Linked DNA regions of Mus musculus: regions 1, 2 and 3 are each linked to region 4. A link is a contact called in ENCODE Hi-C or POLR2A ChIA-PET data. All regions are on one chromosome and are shown on one strand. Each heading gives the region's core, a stretch centred on a gene start or an enhancer-like site at or near the end of the contact. The rest is flanking DNA. Distances are from core to core; before and after follow the strand shown.

Region 1 (7,603 bases), core at 3,954-6,453, 38 kb before region 4:
TCAGGGGCAGAGAGAATAGAGTTCAAAGTCACCCTTAACGACATACCTGGCTTTCAGAGCATAAACCTAAATAAACTCAAGTCATTAAAAAAAAAATGCAGGGGACATTAAAAAAATATATATAAAAGTGCATATTTTACTCAAAATCATGCTTACAGGTGATTATGTAACTAAATAATAGCAACAATGGATGTTTACTCATTAATAATTTTAGAAATGTTCCAGCCCAAATGTTTAGTAATTTCAGTAGACAAACAATTATTGAAAGTAAGGTTAAAAAAAAAAAGCTGGACTTACAAGTACAGTGATGTGTTAAGTAGAGCCTACTAACAGTAATTAGAAAACAAAAGTAGCTCATCTTGGGAATCTTAGTAAATGCAAAAGGAATTGATAAGCAGCTATTGGAATGGAAAAATAAAATTCTAAAGGAACAGTATGGGAAGATTTTGATAGTTGAAATTTCAGTAATTTCAACCCATGCAAATTTAATAGATGCCGATTCACCAATCAAATGCAGTTTAGCCTAACCATAGAAACAGCTCAACCAATCACACACCAGAGTAGAATCCACCTATCAAATCTTTCTCAAATATAAAAGCAAAAGCTAGGCACAGCAACAGTAATCTTTGAAATCCTCCAATGATGACGTGCAGTACTGCCCAGCAAGCTGCATTCCTACTTACTCTGCTTCTGACCCGCTGTGTCTGCCTGCGTGTGTGTGTCTGTGTGACGGGAACAGATCCTCAGAATTGGAGCTGCAGGGAGCTGTCATGTGCTTGCTGGGAATTGAACCCTGCACCTCTTATCCAGAGTGGTCACTGCAGCCCCACCTTTTCATAGTTGAGATACCAACACTCGTCAAGTCTTTTTGTGTTAATCTCAACTTTAATACTGTTGTAAGTTATTAGTGCTTCCACATACAATCACTCCAGATCACTGTTCCCAGCACCAGAACTGAGACTAAATTCAGCCTGTGTAATGTGATCTCTATGGTTGCCGCCAGCAAGCTCCATGTGCTCAGCCCCCTTCTTCTTCCCAGCAGTCAGTCCCAGGACCACCACCACTTCTGCGCATCCTTGAACACTGCCCACTCTAAGTATTAAACTGCACCCTCACTTGCTCTATATCTTTAGGACCAGGGCATTTCTCCATCAGCTGTTTGAAATGACCAAGAATGGACCTCTATCTAGCTCTCTATCCTAAAGTCTTGTAACATCCATAAACCAAGCCAGCTTTAGGCATTGCTTTCAACAAGGTTAAAAATTCTAAATGGTAATAACTGCATTAGGCTTTTGAACCAATTAGGATTTAGGTGTTTTTTTTTTTTTTTTTTTTTTTTTTTTTGGTTTTTCAAGACAGGATTTCTCTGTATAGCCCTAGCTGTCCTGGATCTTACTTTGGAGACCAGGCTGGCCTCGAACTCAGAAATCCGCCTGCCTCTGCCTCCCAAGTGCTGGGATTAAAGGCACGCGCCACCACCGCCCGGCAGGATTTAGGTTTTTATGTATGACCTTGAACCTCTCAAGGTTTGAGATTAAAGGTGTTCACCACCACTGCCCAGCCACCTTGAACCATTTAACTTTGAAATTTCATCAGGAGTAAATCAATTACCTTACAGGCTTTTAATGACAGCTACACGAAAACATGACGTGTAACTGCTCTTGGTACACAACAGGAACAAACAAAACTAGGGTCTTCCCCACCTACCCATTTACCTGCAAAGCACCAATAGCTGCACTCTGGAAGCGCAGATCTGTTTTGAAGTCCTGAGCAATTTCTCGCACCAGACGCTGAAAGGGGAGCTTGCGGATCAGAAGTTCAGTGGACTTCTGATAGCGTCTGATTTCACGGAGGGCCACAGTACCAGGCCTAAAAAGTTAACATTTAAGAAATTGTTACTAAGCCTATATGATATAAAGTGATCAGCTTTAAATAAATGCAGTAATTTTTAAAAAAGACCCACTCAACTATTCTTCAACACCAAATTTCACAGATCAGTTTTATGACCTGAATATTCAACCCTGTTAAGAAAAAGATCACCTTTAAAATAAAAAAAGCACGATAAGGCAGTTTATCAAAGCCATATATTCATTTTCACTTTCATGCACACACAGCCCATCAATCTGTGCTAAGACCTGAGACTTTGAGCTGGTTGTGGTATTCACACTTGTACCAGAGCTCAGGGTGCAAAGGCATGAGGTGTGACATAAGCCTCAGGTACATACTAAGTCCCAGGCAAGCCTGGGTTACATGAGCCCTGCCTTCTAAACATACAAAACGTGGGAACACATTAGCTCTTAGGCTGTTGGTAGAGGCTGCCTAGTCTCTTCTGAGGTCAGCATCACTTTCCTTTGGCCCATCTAAGACTTACATAATTCAACAATTCACTTCAGTGGGTCTTATCTCCCAGCATTCTAGCATCAGTCATAACTACATTTGAAAACTTGTTTGTGGTTTTTTTTCTTAATAAAAAAAATTTCTGCTCCCCACCCCCCAGGCAGGGTTTCTATGGATAGCCCTGGGTGGCCTCAAATTCAGAGACCTGCCTGCCTGCTGCATTTAAATGCCCCACCACTGCCCAGCCAAAAAAATGTTTTAAGTTACTGCCTATAGAATTATTTTCTAATTCTGACTTATTTCTTCTACTCTTGAGCTTTTCACTGTAAAATCTGTCTATGTAAATTTGGGCAACTTGTGCCCTCTAATGGCTGATGTCTTTAACAACACTGGTTATATCTAAATGAGGTAGGGAAAAACCCACCAAGTAAATATGACCATTGGGAACTTTACTGGTCTCCCTATCATAAGTCGTTACTTTACCACAAATGAGGAGCTGCCTAAAAGTGTATGACTTCACTAGTTAAAAAAAAGAAAAGAAGAGCCGGGCGTGGTGGCGCACGCCTTTAATCCCAGCACTCGGGAGGCAGGGGCAGGCGAATTTCTGAGTTCTAGGCCAGCCTAGTGAGTTCCAGGACAGCCTGGGCTACGCAGAGAAACCCTGTCTCGAAAAACCAAAAAAAAAAAAAAAGAAAAAGAAAAAGAAAAGAAAAGAAAAAAAAGAAAAAGGGCCATATAAAAAAATATTAACGTGTCCTATTACTAGTTGACTATACTAGAGGGCTGGAGAGATTGCTCAGCAGTTAAGAGCACTAGTTGACTATACTATGACTTTTTAGGCTTTTAGATCAGATTACAGCTTCAAAATGTAATGTTATCTATCAAACTGAATACTAAGATACATGTGTTCACAAACATATGCATACATATTCAAGTAGTAATAATCATTCAAAAGAGAGAAACATCTTTTCCCCATAGCAAAAAGTATGACTATCTTCCTGTTAAATTACACGGACATACTGCTTAGACACTATCCCACTGCTCGACGTTTTAGAAATACCTGTAACGATGAGGTTTCTTCACCCCTCCAGTAGAGGGCGCACTCTTGCGAGCGGCTTTTGTAGCCAGTTGTTTCCTGGGTGCTTTACCACCGGTGGATTTGCGGGCAGTCTGCTTTGTACGAGCCATGGTAAGGACACCTCCTTACTTACCTATCAGTGTTTAAAAAACAAAAAATATCGGATTCAACTAAAACATAACAGTATTCCTGCCAGAACCCCCCCCCCCCAAATCTGGAAATTAATCAGTATGGGGGAGGGGGGGGGACTGTTATATAATTAGTTTGGAAGGGCGCGGATTACATCTATCGCCCAAACATGATTTAAAACAAACTAGAAAATTGTCAGCATTTATACTTTATAAAGCTATTTCCGAGCGATAAAACAGCCAAAACCAGAGAGACGCCCCCCACCATGGCTTTCGATCCAATTCATTTAATTAAAGTAGAAATTAGAAACGTCTGCAAACATTCGATCACAAACAAGTCAAATGAACGAAGCCACAAACACAGAAAGGTCGAGTCAAATTACAGCCAAAAAAAAAAAAAAGAAAAAGAAAAAAAAGAAAGAAAAAGGTTTCAGCGCCCCCCCCCCGCTCGGTTTGCTGCCCCCCTCTCGCGCCTGGCAGTTGGGTTGCTGTAAATATCTAAAAACATTCTTGAGGTTTGTTTCTTTATAGTTATGTTGACAAAAAGGCGTCTCGAAATGCAAGAACAACAGCCATCGCCAGTGAGCATTCCACAAAGCCCGTCCCCCTCCCGGGCTTCGCTATGGAAGCCGACTGCCCCGCACCCAGGCTTAATTAGCGCTCGACACCGGCCGCCCGGCCCACCCAGCACCACATAAACTTTTGGTTCTGCCTCCCCTGGGTCCCTAGGTTCGGGGTACCGGACCTGCCCGTCTCGGTCCCCGCACCCCGCGCTGGCAACGAGCGACTCGGCTCCCGAAGACTAGCACAAAATGGAAACAATTGGAAACGTATCCGATTCCCTTCCAGAGAGACAAACAGCAAATCGTTCGAAAATACCCCATCCCCTGCCACGTGCCGCTCTCCAAAAATGCAAAAGTTCTTTTTTTTTGTTTTCTGCATTTCATAAGCATCGTTTCTTTTTCTCCAAAAAAGGCAAAAAAATGTTCTTAAAATTTTTTCCTTCCATTTTAAAATGGGGAAGAGAGAAACGGGGGGAAAAAAAATATGGTCGGTGACCAGAGAAGAGAGACAAGATGGTGAAGCTCAGGCACAACTGTGGAGAGGCAGCAAAAAGCGAGTTAGCCCGGGGTGGAAAGCGGCGGCGATTTTACCCCCTTTGCGCCCGAAAAACTGGGGCCTGGGACCCGGAGGCGGCAGTTAAGAGGCTCGCGCGGGACATGGTGAAGGTCTGGGGTCCCGGGAAGGGGCAGCGGGAGGGATTTCACCGAAGAAAGAGGAGCCCGCGGCGCCGGAGGGAGACAGGCTCGACGCCGCGGCGGTGCCACTGCTGGGCTGAGACGGAGAGACCGGGGAGCCGCCGCCGCCACCGCCCGCGGAAGGCAAACTCGCTCCCCATCTCCATTTCTGCGCCAAAAAGTTTGCGGGTCGAGCCCGGGGGGACTGTGGGTGCCTCCGTGGGCCCCTACGAGGCCGACGGCGAGCGGAGCCCGGCTCCGGGAAGGCGGGCAAACGGAGAAACTTACCCCCCTTCTCCTTCGGCTGGAGCTCGGCAAGCGAGAGGCGGCGCTGGCGTTGGAGAGCGGCAGCGGCGCGGCGAAGGCTGCGAACACAATTGAAAGATGGCTGACACCGAGGCTTTCCCCTACACACGCCGCCCCGCCCCGCGCCGCGCTCCAGCCAATCACACACAATGGAGGGAAGGCTCGGCCCCGCCCAGGGCCCCCGCGCGCCCCGCCCCTCCCCTCCCCCCGCGCGCTCGTTCGCTGGCGCGCGCTCGCTCCTCCCCCGCGCGCCGCCCGCCCATTCCTCCCGCCGCCTCTCGCGGTGTGTACAAACACAAAAGACACGCCGAGGGGCCCGCCGAGGGGCCGTCTGCCCTAGTCCGTCCCCGGCCCACACTCCCTCCCCGTCGGACGCAGGCGTTAAGTGAGCCCCCGAAGCCCAGCTTTGGGGTGCACAGCGGGGGGTGTGGGGGCGGGGAGGGCGGCGCGGGCTGCGGACCAGCGCCCGGCCTGCGGGGGGAGGGGCATCGCCCCCGCGCGCGCCCCCGAGGTTCCCGGCCCGTGTGGGGGCGGGGAGAAGGCCGGGACCGTACGGTCGCCGCGCCCCAGTTGAAAACGCGCCCAAGCGGGAAGCTAGCTGGCAAAGTGGAAGCCCCAGTCCCGCGCCCACTTTCGGACCGCGCGGCGCGCCAGGGGCGGGGGACCCGCGGGCCTCTTCCCGCCTTCGCTCCCCGCCGAGCGCGGGCCGGTCCGGAGGCTCGGGCCAAGTCGCCTGAGGACAAGTCGGTCGCAGACTCTAGCCCCGGGAGAGGAGGGGCAGCCTGCGGGGCAGTGCGGAGACTGTCAGCGCGTCGCAGGTGGTGGCACCGGGGCCGAGGGACAGGGCTCGCCCTCTTCCTAGGCCGCGGTTCTTGGTGCAAGATGGCTGTTATTTTGTAAGCCTCTGAGACAATGTGCAACACAGCTGTAGCAGTCTAAGGCAGAGTAGGCCTTTCCACCCCTTCGCTGTTTGGAGGAGCGCTGCAGAAATCTCGTGACATAAGAGTCTAATGTCAGACACAGGAGGCTGAAACGGCAGGTAGAAGGAAAAGCTGTTTCCCGCTTTCCTTCTGCCCAGTAGCTTGGGCAACAGACTGCATAGCTCAAGTTCTCATTAAGTGACCCACAAACATCTGAACCGTCCCCAGGTGGTATTGACCAGGCTACACAACTCTGGGTGAAGGCTTTCGGTAGAAGAGTCACAAAGGTCCCGTAGGGTACTGATGAAGGACAGTAGCATACATGTAATCTGAAGACCTCTCAAAGCAGTCTTATCATGAACATTATCCTGAAACAGATATGTGGAAATCAGATATGAGAGAAGAAATGGATTTGGCCAAGGTCACTGAACTGAGGAACAGACCCTAGAGGGAAAAAAAACAACAACCCAGGCCTCCTGTTTCATTATTATTTAATGAGTGTTAAGTGTTGATGAACACATGCAATCTGCGATACTACCCTAAATGCACATATGCAAAAAACCCTCCACAGAGCTGCCAGTGAAAAATTCCTATAATTTGAGCCAAGAAGCATTTTTTCCCCTCTTGCTTGTTTGTGTTTTGTTTTCAGGAAACTAAAATATTTGTTGCTGGATTTATCCAAGAAGGCTGTTACATATCAATTGAATCAGTCATATCTTCAAGAAATGTTAGCTTGTCATAGATAGTACTATCTATGTATGCTAGGTTTCCTCATACATTCTTCCTGGCTTTAAGCAGATGTTTCTAAGGGATGGAAGGACCTTGTCTGGTGAACTACTTCGTGTGGATTGTGGGTTCTGTGAACCGACTGAAGTTGCCCATCTCTGACATGGAAATAGTAGTTACTTGTGTGATGGTAGTCCGCAAGCTCTTTCTGGAAATATGACTGGTTATCCTCTTAGTAATCAGGAAGTTTCCAGATTTGCCATATATATATATATGCCATATATATATATATATGGCATGCCAATTCTGCTCCGAACAATTTTTGGAAGACTGGGAGTGCTTCAGTGAACAGCACCGGTACCGGTCCAGCCCTGATTGAGTCCTTCTCTAGAAGCATCGCCTTGCACAGGGAAGCTGCACTTGGCCAGGGGACAGGATGCTTTGGAGCCCCGAGGATGGCAAACGACTGTAGCTAATAGAAACAGGCTTTATTTCCAATTCATGGCGCCGCTAGGAGAGCTGCTCCTGGGGGGGAGAAAAAGCCTTTTTCTTTTCAAGGATTCTTAAGGGGCACCAGAGGTTAGTCTTTTGTTGTCTTAGAGTCTCCCCGTGTAGCTCTTGGTTTAGCCTGGAACTGACATGTAGACATGTAGACCAGCGGGCTGGCCCCCACCTCCCAGGGATCTGCCTGCTTTCTAAGTGCTGGGATTAAAGGCACATGCCAACAGCCCCAGAGGACAGACTCCACTCCTGGAGCTCAGCCACCCCTCAACATTTGGAGTTTATCGTAATGGAAAGAGGGGAGCAAGAGCTTAAAATCAGGTTAAAATCTTTGCCTAGAATAAGATAATTATGGCCGCTAATTAGGAT
Region 2 (6,575 bases), core at 1,903-4,402, 57 kb before region 4:
TAGCTATCACAGGCACATACTAACTGTCACAGGCCCACACTAGCTGTCACAGGCACACACTAGCTATCACAGGCCCACACTAGCTATCACAGGCACACACTAGCTATCACAGGCACACACTAGCTATCACAGGCATACACTAACTGTCACAGGCCCACACTAGCTGTCACAGGCCCACACTAGCTATCACAGGCCCACACTAACTGTCACAGGCCCACACTAGCTGTCACAGGCACACACTAGCTATCACAGGCCCACACTAGCTATCACATGCACACACTAGCTATCACAGGCACACACTACATCTATCACAGGCCCACACTAGCTATCACAGGCCCACACTAGCTATCACAGGCACACACTAGCTATCACAGGTCCACATTAGCTATCACAGGCACACACTAGCTATCAATCACAGGCACAGGCCTTTTACAGATGCTGAAGATCTGAACTCAGACCCCCAGGCTTGTGCTGCAGGTACTTTTGCTAGGCTTAAGCTTGCTAAGTAGCTCAGGCTGGTTTTGAACTCCGGACTTCAACCTCTTTCATGCTGGAATTATAGGAATGTAGCAGTCCTTACGGCTTCACTTGGCCCTGTGACGCAGCTGATTCAACACCACTTAAGTGGAGTCACTGGATACAGCTTAGGCAAGCTCTACTGAGAACGACGCAGCCCACGCCTCCAGGGCTAGAGGACAAGTGTGTGGCGTGTTTGCAGATGGCCATCAATTCGTGGCTGTGGGTCTTCATCAGGCAGCCGGTGGGTCCTGCATGCATGGCCTCTCACTCACTGACAGCAGCAGTCTGTCACCCTGTGGAGATGGCACATGAGAGATCTGCACTGGCAGGTGCAGAAGGCCCAGGTAAGCCGTGTGAGCAGGTGGCCTAGATGCCTTCCATGGCGGCTCTTGCTTCACTGACTCTTCCTGGGACCTCCGAGGTTGCTCCTTGGGATCAATTGGCTGAGAAGGAATGAATTCAAGCCTGGCTTACAGATGGCACTGCAGGATATGCTGGCACCAACAGAAAGTGGGCAGCTGAAGCCCTCAGCCCACTCCAGGAGGACCTGCATAACTTGGGTAACAGAATGTCTTGCAGTGGGCAGAGCATCAAGAGGCGCGCGTGTATTTGTGTACTTGGCCTCAACTGAGAGACGGACGGAGGCAGGGATCTACAATGACTCGGCTGGCCAGTGAGGGAGGAAAACCACTGCTGTCAGGTGACCACCAGGCCTCAGGACAGAGGATGTGTGTGACCGGAGCGCTCCAGATAGGCACAGAATGGGAAGAAGGAAATTGTGTCACAGGTGTTTATGAGTCAGCACTGAAAAAATAAAATAAAATAAAATAAATGCCCGAGACAATTAGGTTCAAAAGAAGAAAGGTAGGGGGATCGATGGCTCAGAGGTTAAGAGCACTGACTGCTTCTTGAGAGGTTCTGAGTTCAACTCCCAGCAACCATGTGGTGGGTCGAACCCATCTATACTGGGGTCTGATGCCCAATTCTGGCATGCAGGAATACATGCAAACAGAGCACTATATAGATAAATAAACAAGGAGAAAGGTTTATCTGGGCTCAGGTTTTGGGTGTTTCTTTTGAGCTGGGGCAAGGCAGCATACTATGGTGGGTACCCCTACCTCACAGCTAGGAACAAGAGAGGAACACACTTTTAAAAGGCACACCTCCCCCAGCCCCCTCTTAAATCTTACTTAAAATCTACTTAGTCCTATTTCTTCAAGGTCTCATCTCCCAGTATCACCCTTTTAATGCAAAATCTGTCAGGGCGACACATTTAAACCACTTCCAAAGAGAATTCCTGCCAACCTGTGGAAGTGAACTGGTCTCTTTCCAGCCACCCCAGTGTTTGCTCAGTGGGTCCATATGGCAGTGATCATGGCAGAAAGGGTGGCAGTTATACATATGACAGCACAGGGATGACTGAACTTAACTGGCATCTACTGCTTAGTAGCAGTAGATTGGCCAACAGCAGAGACCAATGTTCAGCCCACATTGCTACCCAGCCAGGAACCTAGCCAGCCACCGAGTGCAAGCTGACCACACTGGATTCTTTCCATCATGCTAAGGACAGAGATTTGTCCTTTGTGGGTTCGGGGGATGCTTTCCTTGCCCTCAGTGTTTCAGCCGCACAGCACCTCATCACCACCGCTGTTCTCCACACAGTATTGCCTCAGAATAAGGACTCTGCTTTTCACAGAGTAGAAATGGCCTGACCTGGTTTAATCCCATACACAGGAGCAGCTGATTGCCCAGGAGCAGCTGACCTAATGGAAAGAAGGGATAAGCAGCCAGGTGCTTACTGGGCACCAATGCTTTGAATGAGGCTCTGTCTTACAAGGCAGAACGGGTCTCTGAAAGGAGATGGTAATATGGCCAACATATATGGGTCTGGGACTCAAGGGGTGGATAACATAGGGGACCCGGTCTCAAACACAGAGCAAACACCATGGGGACAGGGCCTAGGGTAGAGCAGAGGGTCAAAGTAATGCGTCATTGTGACATTTGTGTGTAGGATGCCTTCCCGTCAGCCTTCTGGGGGCCCCTCCCCATCCAATAGAAGCTAAACAGTCCCAAAGGGAAGTAGCCCCATCTCGTGACTGTCCAAGTCAACAACAGTTGCGCGAAAAGTTATTTAAGTTACCTATCTTTGGTGTTCCTAAGACCTAGCTCCTCCCCCCGGGGCGGGACGCTTAGAATTCCCTCTTCTACTGACTCAGCTCTTCAGGCCCCACGGTTACCTCAGAATTGATGACTTTGGGGCAATCTGCTACGACTGACCTTTTCCTGTCGGGATCCGCAGACTTGTAACCTCTTGAGGCCACAGTATTAGCCTAGCCAGCTTCATCAGGTGTGAAAACTCCTAGACTCCATCCCTACTTTGGGGCCTCCCAAGAGTCAGCTAGATTACCAGTCTCTCAGCTCCTTGCAGGGGACCCATGGAGACAAACCTAAAGCTAGAAGGGCATATAGTCAGGCGTAGACTGCACGCAACATGTCACCCAAGTCCCGGGGGTTTTGGAGGAGAGGGCGTTTTCGCTGAGTGGTTTAATGACCCAGACCCGTTCTCCAGGCACAAAAGACTAGGGACGGGGCCCAGCTCCGCTCCTTCCGGAGGGTACAAATCCACCCGGAGAACCAGTTTGCACCGGTCCCCAGGACACAGCAGAGGGGGCCCGAGGGAGCTTGGGGGCGTCACCGGCACGGAGGAGGAGCGGGAAGAGCCAGCTCCAGGGAGGCGTGGCTTATAGGGATGCACTGGAGCGATGGGGGACCGGAGTCAGGGCTGAGGTCAGGGCACCCGCAGGATTAGCCTTCCGACACACCACGCAGCGACCGGGATTTGCGGGAAGGAGCTGATGAGCAGCCATCTGCTGGCCAGCCTGGAGCCAGCGTGGTTGCCTTGGTGCTGCCTCAGGGTCAATGGTGCTTGGGTCAGCCAAGCCTGGCATACCTCGGACCTGTGGACTTCACGCTGAAGCTAGTGACAAATGAAATCCTAGCCACTTCTCTCTTCCCCTCCTTCCTTCCCTCCCTTCCCTCCTCAGAATCAGACTCAAGTAGATTTTTTATACATTCTCATAATTTTTATTTTATGTGCCTTGGCGCCTTGTCTGTATGTATGTCTGTGTGAGACTGTCAGAGCTCCTGGAACTAGAATTACAGTTACAGACAGTTGTGAGCTGTCATGAGGGTATTGGGAACTGAACCCAAGTCCTCTGGAAGTACTCTTACCCATTGGGGCATTCCTCCAGCCCAGTTAGGTTTTTTGTTTGTTTTTGTTTGTTTAATTTCTTAAGTCGGTTTTTCCAGATGGGGTTTTTTTCTGTGTAGCCCTGTCTGACCTGGTCTCACTCTGTAAACCAGGCTGGCTTCAAACTCATAGAGATCTGTCTTCCTCTGCATAATTAATCCTCAGAAGTGCTGGGATTAAAGGCCTGCACCACCACTGACATAATACACACACACACACACACACACACACACACACACACACACATATATATATATATATATACACACACACACACACACAGTAAGGCTAGCCTGGTCTACAGACCGAGTTCCAGGCCATCCTAGGATACAAAAAGAAACTCTGTCTCAAAAAACCAATAAACAAACAAATAAAATAAAAAGTTACATTTAGCCATCAGTGGAGGCTCACACCTTTAATCCCAGCACTTGGGAGGCAGAGGCAGGCAAATTTCTGAGTTCAGGGCCAGCCTGGTCTGCAGAGTGAGTTCCAGGACAGCCAGGGCTACACAGAGAAACCCTGTGTGTGTGTGTGTGTGGGGGGGTTACATTTATTTGTTCATCCCCTCATTCCTTTTAAGGACACGTGGAATTCAAGGACAACTTTGAAGTCACCCCAGCACCTAGAGTAGCAATGTAGGACTGGTTCCCACCAAGGCACCAAGGGGGACCAGCCCTGAACCTAACTCCTGGCATTTTGTATAGATCCATGGCCCTACGTTACATTTTGACCAATTACATCTTTCACAGAGACAGAAATTCCCCTTTTGGTTGTTTGGACGAATGGGATGATTTACAATGTACAAATATTGTCCTAATTATCCCAGGACAGACTAGGGCTGCTTTCGCTAGGCTGCTGTTAACCAACTCATCCCACCTGGCTGAGACCACACCCAACTGTTTGTTTTTTTGAGGCAGGGTTTCACTATGTAGCTCTGGCTGGCCTGGAACTTATTCTGTAGATCAGACTGGCCTGGAACTCAGAGACCTGTCTGCTTCTGCCTCCTGGGTCCTGGCTCCAATTAAAAGTTTGAGCTACTACGCCAGCAAGTGAGCAAAATGAACAGTCAGCATCTTTAATACGTCAGAAGTAAAACTTTCCCTTCCTACAGTTGCTAACACATCTGGGTAGCTTACTCAGTCACCCTTGAGTGCAGCTTCAACCGAACTCTTCTTTGTGCAACTTAATATTTCTGAAACAAGCTTACTATATATCCTTGATAACAGTGATTTATGACTGTTTCTCTTTATTGTTCCTTCCAACTTGTGGGTTCCGAGGATGAAACTCAGGTATTCAGGTTTGGTGGCAAATATTTTACCCACTACTAATCTTAACCTTTTCACTAGCCCTATTCCATGGTGGGGGTGAGGGGTGGGGGACAGCATGTTTTCATGAAGTTCAGGTACTCTCAAACTTGATATGTAGAAACAAAGATGACCTTGAATTTCTGGTCCTCCTGACTCCATTTCCTCATGCTGTTTTTATAGGCTATGACCAGTGAGCTCATGGGACTTTTGAGACTGAAGTCATACCCAGACTATCTCAAGAAAAACACACACACACACACACACACCTCTTAAAGCAAGAGTGTAGGTAAAATGCTCTGGTTATGGTCACAATTTCAATAGTCTGACAGTTTTCTGCTCAAAGCCTGAAATCTCCTCAGACCAAACACTGTTGACTATGAAGGAATGGAGCTCAGGAGTTTAACAGGGAAACAGGGTCGTTCTGTCCAGGGACAGCAGGACTCACCGGTACCCACCTGAAGTTTCAGGACTTGAAGCAGGAAGATCAGAAGGCCAGCCTGGGCTCCACAGTAGGACTGTATCTCAGTGAAACAACCCCCTCAAACACGGACCTACCTGAGACACGGGCTGGGCACTGATGAAACACAGGGCAAACCCACACCTTCTCCTTTCATGTCTGAAATGGAAATAAATACCACTGGACCACAGCCTAAGTTCCCTGTGGGAGCTGTGGCCTGAGGATCTGATCCTTGTGGTTCCCTACACCTCCCAGTGCCTGACTTGCTTTGCCTCTTGTTCCATTCAGTAACATCTTCCCTGTAGCCACTCAGACCCCAGTCCCTGGCACCACTGACCCTCTTTTCTCAGGCAGAGTCACAGCCACTACATCCACCAGGTCCTCGCCATCCTATCTTTCAAGAACATCCAGGTTGCCACCACTAAGTCCAGTGCGCTCTGTCACTGCACATTTAGCTTACTAAATGGTTTCCCATCTGGTCCTCCTTCCTGCTCTTCGTGTACTGACACACAGCAGCTGGAATGATCTCACCAATGCATCTCTTACCACCTCCTTCAGCTTGACGCCCAACCAGTGTCCTTGCAGGTCCTATGACGCCCACATGGTCTGGCTCCACATCTGTCCTCCTTGTCTTCTGTTGCAGACATGCCCATACCTACTTCTTGTTCCTTGAGCACCCCAGGCTGTCAGCAGTGATGGGAAGCAACAAGACCTGACAGACATACTTCTCTCTCCCACCCTGATCCTTGCTCTGTTTCTTCAGGAATTTACTCGAAAGACATCTTATTGATGGCAACTTGTGACAACCTCCCCACCCACGTCTCGGTACCAATTCCTTTACAACATATCTATCTCCATTTCTTTTCTCTTTAGCATTTGCCAATATATTTAATAATCTACTTGAATGCATTATTTCTCTCACCAGAATGCAGCCCTGTGGATATAAGGGCTTGTTCAGTTCTGTAGGCCCACAGCATCTCTTGGTACCTAGGAGCAGCTCATAAAGACTAGGAAAGGCAAGCAGAGCAATTCAGAAGACGTT
Region 3 (7,441 bases), core at 2,369-4,868, 53 kb after region 4:
TGTAACTAAAGCCAGGCACGGTGGCACACACCTTTAACCTCCACACCCAGTAAGTAGAGGCAGGTTCGTGACCAGCCTGGTCTATGAAGCAAATAACAGGTCAGCTAGGGCTGTTATAAAGAGAAACTCTGCATTGAAAGTCTTAAAAATAAACAACAAAAAATAAATTTTTGTAACTAATGCACAGAGACTAGTCCTTTGAATCTTTAGTAGAGTAACTTATTTATGTGCTAGGCTGTTTTTTAAGAAAGCCATCCGTGGGGATGGGGAGATGGCAAAGCACTGGCTACCCTTCCAGAGGACCCAGGTTCAATTCCTAACACAGATGGCAACTCACAATTGCGTGTAACTCAATTTCTACAGGATCCAACATTGTCTTCTGGTCTCTGTGGGTACTAGGCACGCATGCAATACACAGATATACATGCACACAAATTACCCACGCACATCAATAAAAACACTTTTTAAAAAGGAATTCTACCCACGGTTGGACAGAGAGAACAGCAGATTCCTTGTTAAGAGTAAGGGAAGAGTAGAGATTAAATACCCTTTTCTGGTCTGGTTTTGTTGGTGCCTTTTTTTTTTTTTTTTTTTTTTTTTTTTTGCTGGCGTCTACAGCCATTTCTAGTTCCTTAACACTAGGTGGCGCTCTGAACCTGTTTGCAAATTAATTCTGCTCTTGCTCTAGGAGCTGGTGCAGAGGCAAGGACCTTTTTGGTGGAAAAGCCAAACTTGTCAATCTTTCTTTGGTCTGTCTGAATTTCCTTAGTTGGTATGAACAAATATTTCTTTTACACCTCTACAGGAAAACCCACGAAACTCTATTTCCTTCTTAAGAGAAGGAAATAATTATAGGCAGCAAGCCAAACCCCATTAGAAGTGGAACTTTAAATTTTTCAATTTTGTATTTGTTTGTATAGTCTTTTGTTTTGTTTTGTTTTGTTTGAAATAGGGTCCTATATCTTTTATAGCCCTGGCTGTCATGGAACTCACTTTGTAGACCAGGCTGACCTCAAACTTAGAGATCTGTCTGCCTCTGCCTTCAGAGGACTGGGTCGAAAGGCTTGTGTCACTACTGTGGCCCAGCTTACTCCAGGCTACCCTTAGCCACACTACGTATCATTGGTTTGCATGAGGTGGTTACAAAAATCCAAAGATGAAAAAGTTTCATCAGTTTTGTCTTTAAAATTGGTTATCTTAGTCTGTCCTACATAGGAAATAATGTTGCCTAATCTTTTGTTGGTTTGTTTGAGACTTGGTCCCCAGGCAGGCTGTATAGACATGGGTGACCTTGAACTTGTGCCCCTAATAACCAGCCTCTCAAATGCTGGGATTGCACCATCTCATGGGTAATGCAGTGGAGGGGAAGGAGCCCCGTCCTTCATGCACGATACTGAATGAGTTATATTCCCAGCCTTCCAACAATAAACTGGAACTTTAATTCATTTTTTCTTTTTTTTCTAAAGATTTATTTATTTTATGTATATGAGTACCCTTTAACTGGTTGTGAGCCTTCATGTAGTTGCTGGGAATTGACTTTAGGACCTCTGCTTCCTCTGGTCAACCCCACCCACTCTGGTCTGCCCCGCTCGCTCTGATCAACCCTGCTCCCTCAGTCCCTGCTTGCTGTGGCCCACAGATTTATTTATTATTATAAATAAGTACACTGTAGCTGACTTTAGACACACCAGAAGAGGGTGTCAGATCTCATTATGGATGGTAGTGAGCCACCATGTGGTTGCTGAGATTTGAACTCAGGACCTTCGGAAGAGCAGTCAGTGCTCTTACCCACTGAGCCATCTCACCAGCCCATAATTTATTTTTTCGAGGCAGGGTTTCTTCTGTCATATATCCCAGACTGGCCTGGAACTCTCAAACATCCTGCCTCTGCCTCTAGACTCCAGCCATTGCAAGATCTGCACAACCTGTCCTGGCTTATCTCGCTGAAGTGTTCTAACAAAGACATCAAGATTTAAATCTATTCTCAGATGTCTTCAAAGGAAATAGAGAGCTATTCTCCAAAAACTGTCATATTGGTTCTCCTTCGATGGTGAGACTGAAGACGGTGAGCCCACGCCTGATATGTAAAAGGCCGGGGTTTCATCTGAAATACTGAAAAAGAAAGAGAGAGAGAGAGAGAGAGAGAGAGAGAGAGAGAGAGAGAGAGAGAGAAGAGAAAGAAAGGAAAAAAGAAAGAAAGGAAGGAAGAAAGAAGAAAGAAGAAAGAAAAAGAAAGACATAGCTTTCTACTGAACCTAATTTTTGGGTAATAGACATGGATTCCTGTGTAATACAGGGAGCTAAGGGAGGGTTGGCTGCTGCAGATTGGCCATCTGCCTAGCCTGGGACACCTCAGTACTCTGTCCCATTGTCTGGTTCTTCCTAATTCTCAGAAGGGGCAGGCGTGTTACTTAAGGATAAGACAAGGGTGAAGGCCCTGAGGCACTGATAAAAATGATGCTGGGGGCGGAGAACCCGGGGAGAGGGGAGGGAGGAGGCTGAACTGGTTTTCCTATTGGCTGGGAGGTCCGGAAGGGAAGGGCTGGACGGTAGGGTCAGGGTGGGGCACTCCTGGAGGGTGTGTCCCAAATGGCTGGGTGGGAAGGTAGCTATTCATCTACCTCACTGTAGCAGAATACAAGAAAGCAGATAGTATGTATGTAGTTTCCAATTCTAGGAAGACTGGTAGGAAGGTCCATTGAGTTCAGGAACTTAAGTCTAGCCTGGGCAACAAAGCAAGAGATTCTGGCCAGAAAAAAAAAATCGTTCCACTTTAACTGTTTGGTTCGTCCATTAATGGAATAAATACACGTTAGAATCTTGTGTAAAATAACGTTTCGGTGGCGTTGGGAAACTGCTTATGATTGGTATACTATAGAAATGTATGTACTACACGCCTATAATCCCATCCCTCAAGAGGATGAGGCAGGAAGGTCACTAGTTCAAGAACAGCCTGGGCTACATAGTGAAACACTTTCCAAAAGTCAAACCCAACTTGTGGCTGTTCCTGAGCCCTCTGGTGCGTCTGGACATGTTTCGAGAAATCTTTCTGGGAATAAACAATACAATTCTAATGGAAGAGAGGAGATGTCACTGGTGATTCGGGACAGCTCCTGAAAAGCTTCGATGCTGGGTCTCTTTGTATACTCTAAAACCACAAGGTGGGGTGGACAAACAAGCAGTCATTTCTCACTGTCTCAGCTGTTTCTCCAGGTCGCCCTGTTCCGGGTAGCAAGAGAAGTCATGCTTGGCCAACAGGCCGTGCAAGCAGTGCTTTAAGGAAATCACTAAATAAATCAACAAATCATGATCTAGTAATTCGTCTTTTCTACCTAGTTCTACTTCGGAAGGAGCATGCCGAAGCTGGCTAGCTGTAGCCTGGTGTCCATGAGGGGTACATCTCTAATAGGCGTTTTGGAGATCTCACTCCTGAACCAGAGTTAGAAACCAACTCTTCTAACCAGGAATTACCAGTGTCCCAGGCAGGGCCAAGCAGACCCGCACCAGCGGAGCTAACAGGTTCCACCCGCTGCGCGATCAGGAGGCGGGCGCACGGCCTGACGGCGATGCCGATTGGTCCGCCCCAGACCCGAGCCTCGGATTGGTTGCCTTGGACACGTGGCCAACCGGAGGCTGCGTATTTGGCGGTGGATGCTCTGGGATACTTGGGGCCTCTCTAGCAGTTCATCTGGTGCATCCCGGTTTGAAAGCTGTTCCGAGCAATTCGGGTCCATCTTTTTCCACGCGCGGACACTGACCCCGGGATCCCCAGAGTCCCCGGATCGGCGCTCGCCGGGATCCTGCGGCCATGAGCGTGGGTTTCATCGGCGCAGGCCAGCTGGCCTGTGCTCTGGCGCGGGGCTTCACGGCCGCGGGTGAGCGCGTGGTCAGCCTTCCCTCTCACCAGAGTGAACGAGTGAGTGAGTGGGTGGGTGGGCGATGAGTGAATGTGAATGGATGGTAGATTTGCATCCATCTGCTGGGAGCATAGCGTCGGAGGCCGGCACTGCTAGAGCTGCTGTTGGCTTCCATTGATGGACTGCATGATTGGGCCATGATCTACAGTTGAAAAACTTTGTTTTCTGTAGGCGTCCTGTCGGCTCACAAGATAATAGCCAGCTCCCCGGATATGGACCTGCCCACGGTGTCTGCGCTCAGGGTAGGCTAGGAGGGATGGAGGGAAGTGGGCAAGAGGAAGAGGCCCAGGAAAAGCGTGTCCGGAGATGCCCTGAGTCTGGCAGGCTCCGACTCTCCTTTAGGGAAGTCATCATTGTAAGCCCTGCACCTTCTCTGAGGCAGCCTTGTGTGGTGGGAGCTCCCAGGCAAAGTTAGTGTCGGATCCTACTGGGGTGAAAGTAGGCATATAAGAAAGGTTCTTTTTGGGCTGGTGAGATGGCTCAGCGGGTAAGAGCACAGACTGTTCTTCCGAAGGTCCTGAGTTCAATCCAGCAACCATATGGTGGCTCACAGCCATCCCTTAACAAAATCTGATGCCCTTTTCTGGAGTGTCTGAAGACAGCTACAGTGTACTTACATATAATAAATAAATAATTCTTTAAAAAAAAAGGTTCTTTTTGTTAGTCTGCTTTGAATTTCACTGCATAGCCCGTGTTGGCTTCTAAGTCTGGAAAATTCTGCTTACCGATGTTGTAAATGACAGCGTTGCTAGGGGACTTGGTGAGTTACGTAGTTTCTTTATTCAATAAAGCTTAATGTCCCAAGTCTTCTAACATCTGGCCAATGTGGGACAGGTGAGCAGATGAAGCACTGTGGATACTGTTTGTGCCTAGTATAGGCTTATGTCCCCAACGCTGTAGGACCCCAGCTATGCACCTCAGAGCCCTAGAGGGGGCCCCGTGGAGACTTGTTACTCCGGTAAACAGCTGTGAGGTTGGGAGTGGGCTTTGCAGCTCTGCTTCCAGACTCTGGGTGCTCAGCTCTTTCCATCAGTTCTCTCTCACCTGGCAGAGAGGTTCGAGATTGCTGGGGTTGAGGGGACAGCCACTTTCCTGGCCATGGTGGAGCAGCTTACCATTTTGTACCTATTTGTCCGGTGGCAGGAAAGGAAAGCTGCCATTTGGGGATAGTCACGGAGCCCTGAAGGCACAGAACAGAGTGTTGGCTACAGTTGACAGAGAGGGTCTGCTATTCTATGGGTGGCACGGGCTCAGCCATATTACCTAGCATTACGGACAGGGTCCCCTACTCCTTACTGCAGAGGATGGGTGTGAATCTGACCCGAAGCAATAAGGACACTGTGCGGCACAGCGACGTCCTGTTCCTGGCTGTGAAGCCCCACATCATCCCCTTCATCCTGGATGAGATTGGAGCCGACGTGCAGGAGAGGCACATCGTGGTCTCCTGTGCAGCCGGGGTCACCATCAGTTCTGTGGAGAAGGTGCTGTTGCCCCGGTGCCCATTGTGTGAGAGGAGGGGTGGCCTGGGAGTGGCTCAGATCCGAGGGAGCTATGTCCTGGACACTCAGTTGGCTTGCTCTCCTCCTCTAGAAGCTGATGGCTTTCCAGCCGGCCCCCAAAGTGATCCGCTGCATGACCAACACGCCCGTGGTGGTCCGAGAGGGGGCCACCGTGTATGCCACGGGCACCCATGCTCTGGTGGAAGACGGCAAGCTTTTGGAGCAGCTGATGAGCAGTGTGGGCTTCTGCACAGAGGTGGAGGAAGACCTCATTGATGCTATCACCGGGCTCAGCGGCAGCGGGCCTGCCTATGTGAGTGGTTCTCACTTGCCCACTGGCTTGCATGCATCCTGGGCAGCAGGAGGGGCTGGCGGAAGAGAGGGCAGCCGGCACATCTCTTGGACATGGCTGGCTGGTGGAAGGAGCTGACCTTCAGGATTGGTCCCAGTCACCTGAGAAAGCCGCCTGTGGTGTGTGGGTGCGCGGATGCTTGGTTCCTGTGTTCAGAGAATATCTCCACAGGCATTCATGGCCCTGGACGCCCTGGCAGATGGTGGGGTGAAGATGGGCGTGCCGCGGCGCCTGGCGGTCAGACTGGGAGCTCAGGCGTTGCTGGTTAGTGTCTTTGCGCGGTTGGTGGTTGGTTTTAGGGTTGTGTTTTGGGGGAGGGGCACCGAGCTGGGCCTGGGTTGAGTCTAATGCTGCTTTGTATCTCAGGGAGCAGCTAAGATGCTGCTGGACTCAGAGGACCATCCAGGCCAGCTCAAGGACAACGTCTGCTCCCCTGGGGGGGCCACCATCCATGCCCTGCACTTCCTGGAGAGTGGGGGCTTCCGCTCTCTGCTCATCAATGCGGTTGAGGCCTCCTGTATCCGAACCAGGTGCGCGTTCTCGCTCTCCCCTGTCTGAGTTCTTCCGTTGGTGTTACTCTTGAAGATTTCATGAGCGCGGTCAGAGTCTGTGCTCTGTTGATAACCACAGTTTTAAGCTTCCTTTAACCAAGGGTTTGCTAACCTTTCTCTACTTAGTTCTTAGCGCACTTCTGATGGCTATGATTAACTTTGTTTATGTAGATGGGTACATTCGAGATCAAACAGTTAAATGATGGAGATGGGATTCAACTGCTGACTGGCTTCAAATTCTATAACTTCCCCTAGTTTTTTTTTTTTTTTTTTTCTTGTGTGGTCACCGATATCACTGGAACACTGTACCTAGCTTGGATCGCACCGGGGGACTGGGATATCCCCTGTTAGTTATTTGACTCTTAAGAAGCTTGGAGCTTCTCTGGTTTGGGATTCTGAGTCTTGGTGGCGTCGGGTTGAGAGTCTGGGTCTGTATAGCTGGGGAAGGCGCAAAGCTCTGGCTCCGAGGTTTATCATCTTCCTGGTGGGGCTTTGTTTACAGAGAACTGCAGTCCATGGCTGACCAAGAAAAGGTGTCTCCTGCTGCCCTTAAGAAGACCCTTCTGGACAGAGTGAAGCTGGAGTCACCCACGGTGTCCACGCTGGCCCCACCCAGCTCAGGGAAACTCCTTACAAGAAACCCCGCCCAGGGAAGCAAGAAGGAGTGAGGAGGACTCTGTAGGGTGTCCCTGTCCCCTGTAGTACAGGGAGGGGCAGGCTCAGGTCTGGGGGTGAAGCTGCTTACATCTGTTCACCTGGTGCCACCGAGTCCTTCTCCTGTCCCGTGGCAGAAGGTGCTCTGAAGAGGCGGCTGATGCCAGAAGTCAGCATGCCTCTCTGAGAGAGGTGGAGGCCTTAGAGTTAGCATCCCCCTCAGCGGAAGTCTGTGGAGAGCTTTAGTTAGATCCGAGGCTGCTTCAGATTGATCTCCAGGTGAGGTGAGAGGAAACGGGAATCCTCTGAATTAAAAACACGCAAAGAAGCCTGTGTCTTGGTGTTGCAGGTGGAAGTGTGGGGAGTCATCCTGTGACCTCTTGCTTAACTCTTCTGGACAGGTGACCCATTAGAAGGTGATGTTCAGGGCTGCTTTAATAAAGATCTTATTTATTTTTGAGTTCTAGT
Region 4 (7,124 bases), core at 3,010-5,509:
TGTAGAGACTGCCATATCCAGGGATCCACCCCATAATCAGCTTCCAAACGCTGACACCATTGCATACACTAGCAAGATTTTGCTGAAAGGACCCAGATGTAGCTGTCTCTTGTGAGACTATGCCCGGGGCCTAGCAAACACAGAAGTGGATGCTCACAGTCAGCTAATGGATGGATCACAGGGCTCCCAATGGAGGAGCTAGAGAAAGTACCCAAGGAGCTAAAGGGCTCTGCAACCCTATAGGTGGAACAACATTATGAACTAACCAGTACCCCGGAGCTCTTGACTCTAGCTGCATATGTATCAAAAGATGGTCTAGTCGGCCATCACTGGAAAGAGAGGCCCATTGGACACGCAAACTTTATATGCCCCAGTACAGGGGAACGCCAGGGCCAAAAAGGGGGAGTGGGTGGGTAGGGGAGTGGGGGTGGGTGGGTATGGGGGACTTTTGGTATAGCATTGGAAATGTAAATGAGCTAAATACCTAATAAAAAATGGAAAAAAAAGATATATTACCTACCCCTTCCGCTCAAAGTTCTTTGATTTTTTTTCCCCTCATGTTTGTGTGTGTGTTTGTGGGTATGTGGGAATCCAAAAGTGACTTCAGGAACCTTCCTGTATCCCTCTCCATCTTTCCTTCTTTATTGCAGTGGTCTCTCTCTTGAAACCGGTGCTCACTGATCATGCTCATTTAGCTATGTAGCTTGCTCTGGGGAGTCTCTGGTCTTTGCTTTGTCTTTGATTTTTGAGTGCTGGAATTACAGGTGGGCTGTCATACCCACTTGGCATTTATGTAGGTTCTGGGGACCCAAACTTCAGGCTTTATGCTTGTGTGGTAAGCCCTTTAACCACTGAACCATCTCCTCAGCCCTCAAATATCTTTTCATTACAAAACATTTACATTAATTTGTGTGTGTCTGCGTATGTGCTCGGGCACAGCATGCATGTGGAGGTCAGAGGACAGCTTGTAGCAGAGGTCAGGTTTCTCTCTCCACCATGTGAGTCTGGGGGATGGACCTTGGTCACAAGCATCTTTACCTATCTCTTAGCCTGCCTTCAGATTTCTCCAGGAAACAAGCCACTTGATGGTGTTGGTGAGAACAATGATAAAGAATGTTTTTGTAAGCTAGAGATTTGTTATAATGTAAACTCTATGGAATCCACCCTGAAGGAGGTGCTTGCTGGCAGTACAATGAGGGAGGCTCGGGGTTCGTTATTCAGCCTCGGATCGCGGCTCGGCCCTCTCCTGGGCTCCTTTTCTGCCCTCTCTTTCCCACCATGAGTGTTTAAACACAGCCCTTTTCTACCTCTGTTTCCACCTCACCCTTGCTAGTTCCTGTGATTTTCCATCCAATAAGAGAAGGAGAGTGGAGTTTTGCTTTCCCTGACAGCCAAACATCTTGGGGCTTGCTCCAGGCTCCGCCTTCCACACATCCGCCGCTAGTGTGGACTTCTAGGCTCTTCTCCAGCTGCCGGTTTTTTGTTTTTTTCTTTTTCATTCCCACTAGCCGACCTCATTGTTTCTAGGGCTGAAGCCATCCTATAATACAACACTTGCCAATTTGGGAATTGATGGCAGTTTTGCATTTGTGGCACTGGAGGAGTCAGCTTGTCCCATTGTCCTTTTGTCACGAAAATGGTATTAACAGTATTTCCTTCCCGCTGAGCCTGAACATGGCTGGAAACACAGAAGAGTGTCTGGCGAGTCACACATGGACACAACCTGGAGAAGTCACTGCTTTGGGAGCCTCACTCTTGTTTGTGGGAAGTGCCAGGACCCTGCTCTGCTTCTGGCTCGAGCAGAACAACGTGCCATTTGGCTCCGTCAAGCCCCTGTCATGGGTTGCCACACAAACACTGTCTCGTGCTGTCATTTCCTGGCAGTGAACAATCACTCCACATTGCCTCAGGATCCCATCGTGTCTCTCTCCTGGCAGCTGAACCGGTCCTTAAAAAGCAGATGTACAGCTGGAGTCATTCTTTTGGGAACACAGGCAGGAACAAAGCCAGTGTGGCTTATCTGAACGAGCGCCAAGTGTGGTCCTAGGAGCACAGGGCACAGCTGCATGGATTTGGCAATTGAGGAACTGCTCCCCACCTCCCCCCCCCCCCCATTAACTTGTCACAACCATACAAGTGCCTTCCTGTCATTTCTTCATCTGAAACCATGAGATGGGGGAAGGTGGCTCTCTTTTTACACAATCACTCACAAGCCTCACCCCACAGCACTGGGCACTGGGTATGACAACATAGCTCCAGCAGCCAAGCTAACCAGTTGTTTCTAGCTCTTTCCTCAGTTAGTATATATCATGTTCTTGGCCATGCCTTTCAACTCTGAAGTCTCATTCTCTCTCTCACTATTTAAATGAATTTATAGGTACCAATTCAAATTGGTTTCTGTATCCTCCGAGTAGAATGTCCTAAGTTAGTGGAAAATATGTTTCTTTAGATGCACACCAGGAATAATTAAGTTAGACTGTAATCCATCAAACAGCCAACTAATATTTATGTAACATCTATTTTGTGTATTTCACGGTGTAAGGAGCTCATTGTGAAGGTTTAACAGATTATAGATTGCTCAAGAGGTCTGTGTCCTTGAAAAGCTAATAATGGTTATTTTGTATTTTAAATGACAAATGCTTGCTGGTTGCTTGGGTCTTCTTCATAACAGAGATTTAAATATAACCGAGGGGTAAAGAGTGAATTCATTCAGACATTAGGTTTTTGGAGAGCAGTAGTAGATAGTTGTAATAAATGACGTGGACTTTTCTTGTTAGAAGGGAATCCTTCTGGGACTTTCCAGCTTACAAAGCATTATTCTGACAAAGAAATGTTACATAACCCTAAACTGACCATGATCTGGTTCCTTGCAGAAGAAGAAGCTGCCAGGCTCTTGAAATGGTCATTTGATTCCCAAAAGGTGAAAAAAATAAATTAGCAGTTAGGACCACATGCTAACGGACAGAATGGGAAAAGATGGAAGGTCACATGCTTCCCAGTTTGTCTGGAAGGTCACATGCTTCCCAGTTTGTCCTGCTTACGTATCGGATGAGACGCCTGTAGGCCTCTGGGTTACTACTACAACACTCATAAAATACTGCTTCTATGCACAACATGCTTTGTGTAATTATTCTTCATCTCCTGGAATCTTCATGGAGGCCCGCTTTCCCGCCTGTGTGCACCAACAGATCTATAACTCCACAGAACTGCAAGTCCTATTTTTGTTCATTTTCACAGTTAAAGGATTTCAAGATTTTGTGCTTTCTCCTCAGCGATTAGTTCCATCGGCCTGCATCTTAACAGCCGAGAATATGGCTCTGCGGGCCAGGGCATCTGTGTTCAGGAGACTGAGTTATCCTCCCGATAATCCTCCCAGCTTCATGCTAGCAGCTTTTAAATTGTTTAGTATTTCAGAGACAACATCATCTCAGCATATTAAATATTAAGGGCCTCCCTCAGCACCCGAACCTTAAAGTTGTTCTCTGTAAAATCTGCGCGAGTGTTCCCAGGGCACAGAAAGAACGTTACAGCGGGGGTTTTTGGAAGCAGTATGGCTATAAACGTCACTCCCGCCCCTGCCGTTCACAAGGGCCCATTTGCTGTGAAATATTTTGAAAACACAGCTGAAGCGGGGACAGCGCAGAGCGCAAACATGCAAAAATAGGAACGAGCCGAACGTGATGGAAGGAACGTGAAGGGGGGTTCAGGAAATGAACATAAACCTCTAGGGAACTACGCAGGCCGGGGCTGCGGTTTGGGGACCACTGGGGGCCGTTCTCTAGGACTGGGAGGCCTCGCGGGTAGAGGAAGCCGTTTTTCTCCCCGCAGCACCGGGAAGCAGTGGCTGCCTGGGACACAGCCCTCCCAATCCCAAAAATAGCTGCACAAACCGGAGTGGCGCGCTGGCCTGCGGCGCTGGGCGGAGCCACGGGCAGCTTATCACCCCCAGCCAAAGCGCTGTAGCCCAAGCGCAGCAACCGCGCCCAGAGCTCGCCCTTTATAGCCAGTCCCTTGAGCCCCGCCCTAGCAACCGCCCCTAGCAACGCCTAGCTCCAGCGCTCCGCGGTCTTATCGGCCTCAGGCAGGCCTTTCCTGTCCCCCTCCCCCACGCCAGCTCGCGTGACGCCGGGCCACGTGACCGCCTTCCGGAAAGGCGGGGGTGAGTGGTGGAAACCCGGGAGGCGGGGCGCTGGAAGACGAGGCCTTCCGTCATCGAGATGCGACCGGATGGCTGTGTCGCCTAGTGCCTGTCGCAGTCCAGAGGTTCCGTCACCAGACGAAATGGCGGAGGCTGCGGTGGTGGCGTGGGTTCGCGGCCCCGGTACCGTGTGGAAGGCGCTGCCGTGTGCCTCGGTTGGGTGCTCCGTGCGCGATGTGATCTACCGACACTGCCAGGAACAGGTGAGGATGGCGGTTCCCGGGAAATGGGGGAAAGAGATCACCAAGCCAGGCTGGGTTCGTCGTTGGGTGTTTCTGACTAATATGGGGACATTCCTCTGCTAGTCTATGGCAGTCGTTGTTTTGTCCCCACGTCGTAAGAGAATCTCCGTCCATTTACTGCGCTTTGTCCAACCTCGACTACAAACTCTCGTTCTGTTTCTTTTATCCCCCCAAATGATACCTTTAAGGTTCTCTTCTTACATTCACATTATAGATAGGAATATGCTTTCTTACCGACCCTCAGGACACCCATCCAGGCCAAAGAACGGTTAGAGAAGGATATGGAGTCATCCTGACAGAGCCAATCACTCACAGATATTCTTGGGCCTCTTTAGACTCTGCCATGTGGATATAAAACCCTGGTTAAGTGCTTCTAAAGTTTTAAGCTTTAATTCCCAAAGAAGCAGGCTTATACTGACTAGGAAATCTCAAACCTCTTCAATCATCTAAAGAGTTTACTGGGTTCCCTGAGTCTAATTTTAATCTGGGCGTTTGGTATAGAACAGTTTTTCTGTATGACTGCGCCTTCGTTGTAGTCTGTTTTCTCTGCTTGTTATGTAGAAACATAACAAATGTTAAAATACCAAATCTGTTCCTAAAGAGACTTGGATGAGTTCCAAGAAGAATATGTGATTTTCTAATTTCTTTGTCCTTTAAAAAACAAGGACAAGAAAGTCTTTCCTTGTAGCCCAGGATGTTCTGAACATACTGGAGGGCTGGGATTATTGGTGTGTCCCACCACATCTAGCCTTTGTTTTCTTCTCTATTCTGCGGTCTAGTAAGAAAAACAGAACCTTTTTTTAGCCATTCGAATTCAGATACTTTCCAAAACAGGTGACTTTTCAATGTATTTGAAGAATAATTTTCAAGTTTTATTTTTAAACTTAAAATTGATCCATAAACAATAGAATCTTAACAATGAGGAGTGTTGGAAATACACTTTTTTGAAAGGACACAGAAATAAGGCTGGGCCTGGTGGTGTATGCCTCTAATCTCAGCACTTGAGAGGTTTGGGGGTTCTTAGCCACGTCTCTATAGTGGTTTTGGGGCAGCCTGGACTATGTGAAACCCTGCTTGAAAGCAAAACAGCCTCCTATCACCTCGTCCTTAGATTTAACAGAGGCACTGTACATGGACTATGGGAGTCCAGACATCCAGAAAAAACCCCCAATAGAATTGAGTTTGGAGAACAGGTAAGCAGAAGCAGTTATCAGAGAGCATTTGAGTCTGTCTGTTACTTAACAACAGTAAATGTGAGTGCAAGCAGCTTACTAAGGACAGTTTGATGAAATAGGAAAAATCAAGATAGTTCAAGTTCAAGCTATACTTTTTAAAGCAAAACGGTTCTGATCCATGAAGAAGTTTTATCTCTCGCTGAGAGAGGAAGACCTCTGCCCTGTTGATCATTAGCCTTAACAGACATCAGTAAAGGTGACTACAAGTTAATAGGAGACTCCCAAGGACATACTGCAGTAGTAAAATGCTGTAAGGACCTTGACAATCTACTCCTTTCTTATTTGCTGGGGGAAAAGTTGGTTTTAAAAACTGGAGATGAGAAGAATTCGGCTGCTGAAGGTGTCAGTAAGACAGCAACTTTCTGCTGCCCTTTGTCATGAAGGCCCAGGTGTGTGTACAACTTCCAATTAGGGGTTCCTGAGTAGAATATTCTGCATCCAAAATGTGTATTTCCAAGGGAAGAGGAGCCTGGTGTGTTCAACGGTTCAAGCCTGACGTTGGTCATTTAAGTTTCTCTTAACCTCTTTTCTTGTAGCGATGCTTGGTTTTCTTGTTAGGAACTGGAGACATTTGCCATGGTTTCTCTGTTTGCAGCTCCTCACGGCAGAGGGTCAGTACATTTGACCTTAGTGGACTGCACGTTGTCTCTGGTGCTTAGGCTGGTAGGCTGATCCTGCAAAGGTGTGGGTGAATACAGTGTATTGGAACATTTATAATCTACACATTTGGGAAATGTATAATCTACACATTTGATAAAATAGGAAATTCTTCCAAATTCTTTTTTCTACTAGAAACTTAATAGACAGGATTTTTTTTTAAAGATTTATTTATTCTATGTGAGTACACTGTTGCTCTCTTCAGACACAGCAGAGAGGGCATCAGATCTCATTACAAGTGGTTGTAAGCCACCATGTGGTTGCTGGGAATTGAACTCAGGACCTCTGGAAGAGCAGTCAGTGCTCTTAACCATGGAGCCATCTCTCCAGCCCAATAGACAGGAATCTTAACTAGAAAAGCAAGGGGTTGGGTGATGGCCTAATGGTTGCTCTTCCAGAGGTCTCAGATTTGGCTTTTAGCACCAGTGTCAGGCAGATCACAAACCACTGTAACCCCAGCTGTCCCCAGGGATGTGGACGACTCTGACCTCTGAAGGCACCTGCACCAACATGCCCATACTTATATACAGACATGTCATACACTTACACACAATGAAAAGGGATTTAAAAAATTTTTTTAATTAATTAATTAATTTATTATATGTGTGTATACTGTAGCTGTCTTCAGACACTCCAGAAAAGGACATCAGATTTTTTGTTACGGACGGTTGTGAGCCACCATGTGGTTGCTGGGATTTGAACTCAGGACCTTTGGAAGAGCAGTCGGTGCTCTTAACCACTGAGCCATCTCTCCAGCCAGAAAAGGGATTTTAAAAGGAAATCTTTTTGTAA

The links. Hi-C counts contacts between places; a loop is a spot of excess contacts on that map. ChIA-PET counts read pairs that join two places held with the same protein, here RNA polymerase II (POLR2A).
Region 1: a map of gastrocnemius shows a loop between it and region 4 (12-fold over the local background). The contact joins the promoter of H3f3a here to the promoter of Sde2 in region 4. A Hi-C loop is called at or near these places in 19 of 37 maps with a recorded cell type or tissue (T-helper 17 cell, adrenal gland, gastrocnemius and 4 more). POLR2A ChIA-PET finds 5 or more read pairs at or near these places in 4 of 5 experiments (Patski and embryonic stem cell).
Region 2: POLR2A ChIA-PET joins it to region 4 with 46 read pairs in embryonic stem cell. The contact joins the enhancer-like site here to the promoter of Sde2 in region 4. A Hi-C loop is called at or near these places in 4 of 37 maps with a recorded cell type or tissue (T-helper 1 cell, T-helper 17 cell and v-Abl transformed pro-B cells). POLR2A ChIA-PET finds 5 or more read pairs at or near these places in 4 of 5 experiments (Patski and embryonic stem cell).
Region 3: POLR2A ChIA-PET joins it to region 4 with 20 read pairs in embryonic stem cell. The contact joins the promoter of Pycr2 here to the promoter of Sde2 in region 4. POLR2A ChIA-PET finds 5 or more read pairs at or near these places in 4 of 5 experiments (Patski and embryonic stem cell).

The regions. Positions count from the first base shown.
Region 1 is chr1:180,808,402-180,816,004 of GRCm38, forward strand. H3f3a (H3.3 histone A) reads right to left here and starts at 5,204. Exons shown (of 4, transcript NM_008210.5): 1 at 5,070-5,204; 2 at 3,398-3,548; 3 at 1,716-1,869. The coding sequence starts at 3,525.
Region 2 is chr1:180,791,064-180,797,638 of GRCm38, forward strand. 2900024J01Rik (a long non-coding RNA gene) reads left to right here. Exons shown (of 3, transcript XR_373751.4): 3 at 563-1,566. Among named protein-coding and RNA genes, the nearest start is that of 2900024J01Rik, 16 kb to the left of the region's middle. Within about 2 kb of position 3,153, at least 1 of the 3 ENCODE cell types and tissues checked has a DNase peak (open chromatin) inside an H3K27ac peak, as active enhancers do.
Region 3 is chr1:180,900,656-180,908,096 of GRCm38, forward strand. Pycr2 (pyrroline-5-carboxylate reductase family, member 2) reads left to right here and starts at 3,619. Exons shown (of 7, transcript NM_133705.2): 1 at 3,619-3,875; 2 at 4,089-4,159; 3 at 5,219-5,398; 4 at 5,508-5,729; 5 at 5,940-6,032; 6 at 6,135-6,298; 7 at 6,822-7,433. The coding sequence starts at 3,809. The coding sequence ends at 6,987.
Region 4 is chr1:180,846,892-180,854,015 of GRCm38, forward strand. It overlaps Sde2 (SDE2 telomere maintenance homolog (S. pombe)), which reads left to right and starts at 4,260. Exons shown (of 7, transcript NM_145943.1): 1 at 4,260-4,401. The coding sequence starts at 4,282.